Linked DNA regions of Mus musculus: region 2 is linked to region 1. A link is a loop called in an ENCODE intact Hi-C map of the cell type or tissue named here. Cell type or tissue: left cerebral cortex. All regions are shown on one strand. Links, peaks and the distances in the headings refer to the core of each region. The heading gives the core; the rest is flanking DNA.

Region 1 (6,061 bases), core at 3,562-6,061:
AGGGGAAAGGCTGCGAATCCCTCCTCTGCCCTGGGAGAGTTTGGACAAATGTCTATTTTCACTTTTTCACCCTGCAGGACAGGGAACGCTGTTAGTGTTTAGCGTGGCATCAGCTAGCCTCACACTGCGTAGCTGAGGATGCCTCTGACTTTTTGATTCTCCTGCCTCCGGCTCCTGAGTGCTGGAATTAAAGGTGTGCACCACCTTTTCCAGTTTTTTGAGACTCTGGGAGCGGAACCTGGCACTTTGCGCATGCTAGGCAAGCACTCTAGCAACTGAGATGCATCACAGCTCCCAGATCTACCTTTGTGCTCCTTGTCACATGGGGCTATCCAGCATTCAACGTAGGGCAGATGTAAACAGAGACGTGCTAAAAAGCGAGATACCAGATTGCAGCCTGTGTGGTCCTCCCTCTCAGATTGTAGCTGGTGTCGTCCTCCCTCTTGTAATCTCAGTATTGGGGAAGCTGGGGCAGGAGAACCGGGTTATTCAAAGCCTGGGTGATACAAAGCACTGGGTTATACAAAGCACTGTCTCAAATCGTAACAAGGTAAGAAAAAAAAATAAATGTGAAATGGTTTGTTAATTACACATTGACACAGTAATTTTTTTTTTTACTTGTTGGCCTAAATAATTAAAGTTAGCTCTTCCTACCTCCTTGTATTTTTCTTGGAGGTGGTATTAGAGCCCAGGGCTGCAGCTGGAGAGATGGCTCAGCAGTTAAGAGCATTGGCTGCTCTTCCAGAGGAAGGTTCAATTCCCAACACCGGATATGGCAGCTCATACCTGTCTGTAACCCCAATTTCAGGGATTCTGACATCCTCACATAGACACACACAAAGGCAAAAACACAAATGCACATTAAATAAATTAAATTAAATTTAAAACCAAAAACCTAGGAACTCCTTATTTAAAAAAAGAAGAAGAAGAAGAATTCAAGACCACATGCATGCTGAGTAAGCAAGGTGTACCTCTAAGCTACAGGTCCCCTAGTCCTTCATTTGATTTTTTTTTTAATATGGCTACTAGAGTTTTAAAATTACATATGAGCCGGTATTAGATTTCTTTTGGGCAGTGCTGACCTATGAGCTCTGTATGGGTAGAATTAGAAACACTCCTGCTTAGGTTCAGAGAACTGAAGGTCTTTCCTGAGGTCACCCAGCGAAGAGAGGGCAGGGACAGAGGTATAGCCAAGTATCTGCTCAGATCCTCCAGCTCGGCAGTGGTTGGAGGTGTGCTCTGATCCACACGTGACCAAGGGCTCCCATCAGTCCAGTGACTGGGCAGGTAAGACAGTGGGAGACAAGGTATCGACAAGTAGGAAACACCCAGCAGGTCCCGTCCCCACATTTGTTTGGCCTGGCTTTCAGCTGTCATACTCCCTCCTCAGACAGGCTTCTCTGACCCCACCCTCCCCACCCCCAGGGTCACTCAGCGCTCTGTCACCCAGCTTTATTGTCTTCCTGGCCTGGATCATTGTTGATTATTTTGTCCCCCTTTGGGACTCCTGCGGGGTCTTGTCTAACAGGTCCTCAGCTGCATTCCTGCCTCCCCAGTGCCTGGCACGTAGGCAATGCCCAACTCATGTTTGTCAATCAAGTGAGACAGAAAGAGACACAGACAAGTGAGGTCATCAGATTTCTCTCTATGACTGCAGCGATGCACAGCTAACAGTGCTGTGAGTACTTGGGCAAGTACCTTTCCCTCTCTGGATCCCGCTTTCCCCTTCTAGAGGCTGGTGCTGGGGGTGGGAGGCTCCGCTCGTTGAATTATCATGAGCCGACTGGATGGGTGTGAACACTGCTTTGTAAACTGTTAAAGCGTGATTGCAAATGCGGGGAGCTGTTGTCATTAGACAAATGAAGCTTCCAGCCGTCTCTTCCTGTGCAGTGAGGGACCGGGTCTGGATCCAAAGCTCACTCTCCAGCCTCTGCTACACCTGGAGGGGCAGGTTCCCCATTAGGAAACATCTAATATGCTGGGGGTTTGAGAGGCAATATGCAAACTGAAGATAATCAAACTATCCCCAGGCCCCAGCAAGGGAACCCGTGATCATCTTTCCGGAAAATCCTAAGCAAATGGGTGTCAGTCCCGAAGAGGCCAAAGTTAGTGAAGGCACTTAGTAAGGGGTTGATGAGGTGGAATCCTGGTCACAGAGCAGAGAAAGCTGGATAGGGTTTGGCTGGGACAAAGGCGGAGTCGAAGGCAGTTGCCAAGAGAGCAGAGAGGAAGGCCTTGGATGGCTGACAAGACTCAGCCTTTCTATAGGATCTCAAATGGGGAATCATACAACACGGAGGGAGAACGGGATGGGGAAGATACGGGGCTTTGTTTATTGCTACAGTGATTTTTTTTTTTTTTTTTTTTTGCGTTTGGCCAGGTAAAAGTCCAGACTGCTATCAATTAATGATAAGGTTTTCAGTGACTGTGGGAAGTTGGCTAACTGAATAAACGTGTTCTATGGACCTATGCAAGGCCCAAGGGATGAGTGTGGGTGTCAGACACTGCTTGAATCCTAGCTCCGATGCGCTATTTGGCCTTGAGCAGATGACTTACCTGGTCCTCAGTCTCATCACCTGAGATGGCCTGCACCTGCCACCAGAGTTGTGACAATGGAGGAGAGGAAAATCTGGAAACGTGAACAGCCCCGAGCCTCATCCCTGGTACCCGGGTTCTCAAAGGATGCTAAAATCTAGTATTTGTATTTTGAATCAAAAAGGATTTTAAATCAAGAAGGAAGCAATTGCTAGGGGTGGGTGGATGGTGACAAGGGTCCCCAGGGGATAGAAAGAAAGCAGAGCTGAATCCACCCAGGATGTAATAGATGGCCCATAAATGTTTCTGGAAATGGGGAGGGGCCACCTGTATACACCAGGGATGGAGGAGAAAAGGCTCAGAGTCCACCAAATCCTAAGCCCCTTGGTTTGTCTGATGAGGAGAAACAGAGAAAAAAAAAAAAAAGCCAGGGCACCCAATTAACTTCTACCCCAGGCAGGAGTCTGCAGGCAACACGGAGTGGAAGGTGTTGGCAGAGAGGGTGATCTTCCCTGTTGTCTTCTATTCTCCCCGGCTCACTTCTGTTCTGCCTCCTTTGCAACCTTCGAGGCCCACCATTTCCAGGTGGCCTCCCAGGCTGAGGTTCATTTCTGATGGACTCTCAATGCTTCAAAGGGTGCCCCAAATTTCCAAACCTCAGTTGGTGTCTCAGGACAGTCTGTCTGATGGGCCTTGAAGGGAAGACATCTCTGGGACGTTTTGTTAGTTTGTGGGACAAAGGGACTGGAGAGGTCTGCACTGGACTTTTAACAGCTTGTCTCTCTAAAGCATTCTTCCACCCACTGCAATGATCATGGCCAGTGCTGTTGGCTAAGTGTGTTTTCAGGAGCGCGGGTCCCAAAGGCTAGGGGCCCTGCCTGGGTGGTTCCCGCAGGATCCCTCCAGTCCTCCCACCACCGGTCTCAGCAAGCCCGCTAATGATGATGGTGATGAAGGCTGTCAGAGCAGGCTGGGCCCGCAGAAATGGAACAAGGGGTTGTGTCCTCCCCGAAGGGACAGCTATGCACAAAACCGAGCAGCCCAGACAGGTCCATTCCACCGAGGGGTGGAGTAGGGGCTGTCGCTAGGCACCCCCCACCCCCGGGCCTCCTCCACACCCCTGCTCGCAAACTGCACCGGGAACCAGATCAACAGAGGAGAAATACAATGTGCGGCTGGGAAGGTCCGCGGGGAGGGGCCGGTGGGCTCGCGCAAGACAACAAGGCAAGGAGGGAAGGCCCGGGGTCTGCCTGCCAGGGCCCGCCACTCCTGCCAGAGAGAACCCCGGGCCCGCGGGCGAGCGCCAAGGCCCACTCTCCCAGGCAGAGGCCCCAGCCCAACCCTAGAGCCTGGGAAAGCCGCCTGTTTTGTTCCCAGCTCCCCCCTCTTTCCCCCCCTCATTCATTGCAGTTCAGTCCCTTTCGAAGCCGCAGGGACGCGGGTGGCAGGGCTCAGGCAAGGGGGTGGCACTCCCAGTCCTGACAGGTAGGGCCAGTCCCCCGGCTTTGGGCAGCCCCTTCCTCGTTCTCCGCCCCCCCGCCCCGGGTCCCCTCTCTCTGCTCCTGTCAGCCGCGCCAGACGATCTCGGCTTTGCAGCATTCAATAAAAATTGAGAAACATTTGGGCTGAAATCGCTGCTTTATCTGGAGGAGCCACAGCGCCGGGAGAGACCACTGCTGCGCGGGGGGGATTCCGGGGTCCCGGACACCCGGGTGAGTGGGGTCACGATGCTCCAACACGGTTGCTGCCCCATCCGAAGGGACTCAAAAGATTTAGAAGATCATGACTCGGGCGTGGTGCAACCCGTGGGTGCACCGGGCAGAGGCACAGGATTGGCAGTCCAACCCCGGCTCCCCCCACGCCCGCGGCTCAGGTGGGCCGTGCCCAGCGCTGGCGGAGCCCGGGTCCCCGTTCTGCCCGGGCTGGATGGCTCATTCTGCTGGCTGCGCGGCGGCGGCGGCTCGTGTGTGTGTGCGCCGCGCCCCGCCGCTCCCCGCCGGCCCCCCGAGCCCGGGGCGCGCGCTCCAGCCCGGGGGTCCCCGCGGCGCCGCGGCCGGAGGCTCCGGGCAGCGCAGCAATGGCCGTGCGCAGGCTGGGGGCCGCGCTGCTGCTGCTGCCGCTGCTAGCCGCCGTGGAAGGTGAGCGGGGATGGGGGCGGGGAGCGGCCGCCTCGGCCCCGGGTCGCCCCCTCACTCGGCCCCGCGGTCGCAAAGTTTGCCCGGGGGCCGGTGCCGGGCGCAGGTGGCCGCGGGGAGGTGTGGCCGGCGGCCACCGCTGGGAAAGACGCGGGGCCCCGCGGGCGCCCGGGCGAGCGGCGGGCGCTGATTGACTGTGCCAGGAGGAGGCGAAGGGACCATCTTGCCGAGGCTTTGTAGCCAGCCGGGTGAGCGCCGCCCAGGGCTGGGGGGTCTTACCACTGCGCGCCCGCCACCGAGGTCCCCGCATCCCCGCAGAGCCCGGCAATGCCTCGGCACCGAGCTCAGGGGCGCGGGCCCGGCGCGCAGTGGGTGCTGCAAAGTTTGGCAGGGAGCGTTCCGAGGGAGGCACCGCGGCCGCGCCAAGGATTGGGGATCCCTGGCCGCGCCCCCTTGGATGCAGCCTGGGCCACCCGAAGAGCAGGGGCACCCGTGGAGTGGAGCGAAGCGCGCGTGTCCCCCACCCTCGCGTCCGTGCCCGCCCGGTCGCTCGCGGCGTACAATGGGGTCCCCTCCCCAGCAGGACTGAGCGGGGGATGGGGCGATGGGCATCACTCTTGCGCGCCGGGTTCTCCGGGTACCTCCGCGGGCCACCGCCCCGTGGGCGACAGAGCTCAGCGTGGAGTCTGGAGCCCCGAGAACTCTCCAGCTGCCGTCAGAGACCGGACCAGATGCTTTGCCATGTGTTGTTGGCCTTGGCCTGGGTCTCTGGGCCTCTCCCCGAGGCCTCGCGCTGTGGTACCACCCGACCCCCCGGGGGCGGGAGTGGCTGCCAGGTGGTCGCAGCTCGCTGGCTTTGGAGGAAAAGTTGTTAGTGGGGGTCTGGGTGTGTCCACCAGGAATGGCCGGGCTGGAAGGACCAGGCGTGAATCCTAATAATGGTTCTCACGTGTACTGTGCTCTACAGTTTGCCAGTCGCTTCAGTTTATGAAGTACTTTGCTCTCCGTGGTTTACAGCGTGCTGCACGGTTGACAAGGTACTTGAAGCCTTCTTTGCAAAGTGCTTGCCGGCCGACAATCTGTGTTGAATCCTTCAGAAGTCTTCCGGGAAGCCAGATGGGTCGAATTTTTACTGGTTTTTAGCAAATAGGGAAACCGCGGGTTCAGAAAAATCCTGTCTCAGCCCTAGCCATTGGGTGATAAAAATAGGCCCTGAGTCTGAGGTCTTTCAAACAACTGGCTGGGTTTTCTTACCCCTAAAGAAGGTGACCCGTTCTAGGAGTGTGCCACCGAGGGCTTGAGGGGTGAGACACAGAGTGCCCTATTCTTGGGTCACTTTGGGGTGAGGTGTGAAGAAGCCTTGAGGGCTCCAGGCACAGCCACTCCAGGCA
Region 2 (2,500 bases), core at 1-2,500, 48 kb after region 1:
CACCTCCCGACATGCTGCAGCAACTGCCAAGAACTCTGGGGTGTCTGGGGTGGAGGTCACATGAGCAGACATGGTGCCTTGGAGCATCTTTTGATTTGATAGGGTTGTTGTTGTTGTTGCTGCTGCTGCTGCTGTTGTTGTTGGTGGTGGTGGTGGTGATGGTGGTGATGGTGGTGATTTTGTTTGTTTATCTCAGAGGTTTCTTTCATGTCCCTGGCCATCCTGGAACTCTGTAGACCAGGCTGTCCTTGAACTCAGGGATCCCTCCTCTCTCTGCTTCCTGAGTGCTGGAATTGCCTCGGGGTATCTTAATAATGTACCTGTGTTACAAATGGCTCTATGGCTCTTCTGAGACAGCAGACACCTTAAGGAAATGGAGAGATTAGAAGCCATCGGACTTAAGGTGGAATCAGTTTTGTTTGGGCCTGCTGTGTGGCCTGAGAGGCTCGCTGTACCTCTCTGGCCTTGCACTACAATTTGGAAAGGGAGAACCAGGTCAAGCCACTTTCCTCCAAGAAGTGAAGCTGAGCCCCTTCAAGCCATTGAGGATTGTGGGGTGTGGAGTCCCAGCCTCCTGGAGCACCCCATGTCCAGTTTGGTTGTCCCTCCTTTTGGCTGTCTATTCTATATGTGGGGTTTAAGTCAAGTGTCACTCAAGCGCAGACTCCTCCAGCCCCTGATCAGGGTTGGGGACCCATCTATCTAGGCCTGGGATCTGAAACCCTGTCATTTTGTGCCTGGGGTCCTCCCTGCAGCAGGAGCCATGCTAGGACGGGAGGCCTTTTGTGAGGTACAGCAGGCCTCAGGCATGTCCTGTTCTTACACGATCTGGGCTGTCTGGAGGCAGATGGAGGCCAGACCCAAAGGCAGCAGGGCAGAACTGGATGACAGTCCAAGCATGGGGCAGGGGCTGAGAACAGGCTGTGTGGAGCGTGGGAAGCCCTTTAGAAACTGAGGGTGAGACCTGCAAGTCTAGAGTTTGCTCCAGATCAGCTGGTTTCTCCAAGGATGGTACCCATTTTATTGTGTTGTTGTTGTGGTGGTGGTGGTTGTGGTTGTAGTTGTGGTTGTTGTTTTCCAGTGCTTAGCTCATTCAGGCTTGGCACTTTGTGGGTGTTTAACGAATGCAGGCTGGCTGGATAAAAAGGTGTGGAAACCAGCTGTGTGGGTGTGCGAATGAATGACGGGAATGGAAGGATGGGTCAATGGAGAGATGAATGGGGAGAGAAAGGGAAGGAGAAGGAGAGAGAGGGAGGGAGAGAGATACAGAGGGACATCTAAGTGAGAGGCGGAGTGTGTGGGGAGGTGTGAATGGAGTGAGAGGGTTGGGGCGGGGCGTTGAACGTCAGGATAGCAGAATGTGTCCATAAACGGCTGCCTGGATTGGGTGGTTCAATGAGTGAGTGTGGGAATGGGTGGGAGCTTTGCTGGATGAGTGAATGGGTGGGTGGGTGGGCAGGCATGCAAATGGATGTGTGTGTGCGGGTGGTGGGTGGAAGTTTGGGTACTTTGTTGACTGCAAGGATCAGATGGTCGGAGAGACAGATGGATCCGTGTGTGGGGGTCACTGGTGAATGGATGAATAGCAAATCCCGGCGTGGCTAAATGCCCGACACCTTGCCCAGAAGCCAAGGGGTGCTCCGGGTTCTGAAGTTTGAGTTAATTGCCCTTCACTGGGGGGGGGGGGGGAACAGGGCCAATTAGGCAAATAGACGCAGCCCCGGCAGGCCCTGCAGCAGGCTGGCTAATTGACTTCAGCCTCACAGGCCTGGCTGGGCTTCGCAGTGGTCTGTGTCATATTGATCTTTAATTTACACTCCCCTCGCATCCAGAGGATTTGAGGCGACTTACGCGATTAAGCCTGCGTGGGGCAGGACAGTTAGATATGATGTGAATCGGGGAGGGGATCAACGAGCAGGGAGGGGAAAGTTATTGGTACGCCTCCGGGCTCTGTGGCTTTCTAGCTGTGTGATGTTAGGTGAGTTTCATAACCTCTCTGAAGCTTTGTTTTGTAGGAGGCAAGGAGGCTGGGGCTGTGGGAGTGGATGCCCCCCATGGATAAGGCTACAGGAGCGGGTGGGCGGGCAAAGCGGGTGGGCAGGCAAATGGGTAGTAGGTTACTGGATGAACAGAATGATAGACAGGTGGGTGTTGCTGGGTGGGCAGGCACAGGATACCATCTCAGGACGTTTTTTGAGCGCCAGTGACAGTTCAGCTCAGTGGTTGGCACAAAGTAAGGTCTTTGAATTACATAGTCAACTTCCCGTTATCTATCAACTCTACATCTGTGAATCCAACCAACTGTGCGTCAAAAACATCCTAAAAAAGACCTTTGTATCTGGTTACTAGGGATGCAGCTCAGGGATGCAGCTCGGTCGGTAGAGCGTTTGCCTAGTAGACACAAATCCCTGAATTCCATCCCCAGCACTTCAGGAAGTCCTGTGGGGTGGTGAATGCCTGTAATCCTTGCACTTGGGAGGTAAAGGTAAGAGGATCAGAC

The links. Hi-C counts contacts between places; a loop is a spot of excess contacts. Peaks named below come from ENCODE experiments on the same cell type or tissue, not always from the same donor. Only the 100,000 strongest peaks of a DNase experiment are listed, where the experiment ranks them.
Region 2: it touches region 1 in a loop (2.3-fold over the local background); 3 of 42 quality-filtered maps call a loop at or near these places.

Annotation. Positions count from the first base shown.
Region 1 is chr4:136,834,382-136,840,442 of GRCm38, reverse strand. Ephb2 (Eph receptor B2) reads left to right here and starts at 4,431. Exons shown (of 16, transcript NM_010142.4): 1 at 4,431-4,673. The coding sequence starts at 4,613. It overlaps Gm31536 (a long non-coding RNA gene), which reads right to left and starts at 4,508. Exons shown (of 5, transcript XR_881502.3): 1 at 2,557-4,508; 2 at 655-813; 3 at 387-496. In left cerebral cortex, for the core only: no CTCF peak of the experiment used is centred there; DNase peaks (open chromatin) are centred at 3,602, 4,219, 4,381 and 5,051; H3K4me3 peaks cover 2,500 bases; H3K27ac peaks cover 1,318 bases.
Region 2 is chr4:136,785,915-136,788,414 of GRCm38, reverse strand. All of the region lies in intron 1 of Ephb2 (Eph receptor B2), which reads left to right. Among named protein-coding and RNA genes, the nearest start is that of Gm52708, 12 kb to the left of the region's middle. In left cerebral cortex, for the core only: no CTCF peak of the experiment used is centred there; a DNase peak (open chromatin) is centred at 1,298.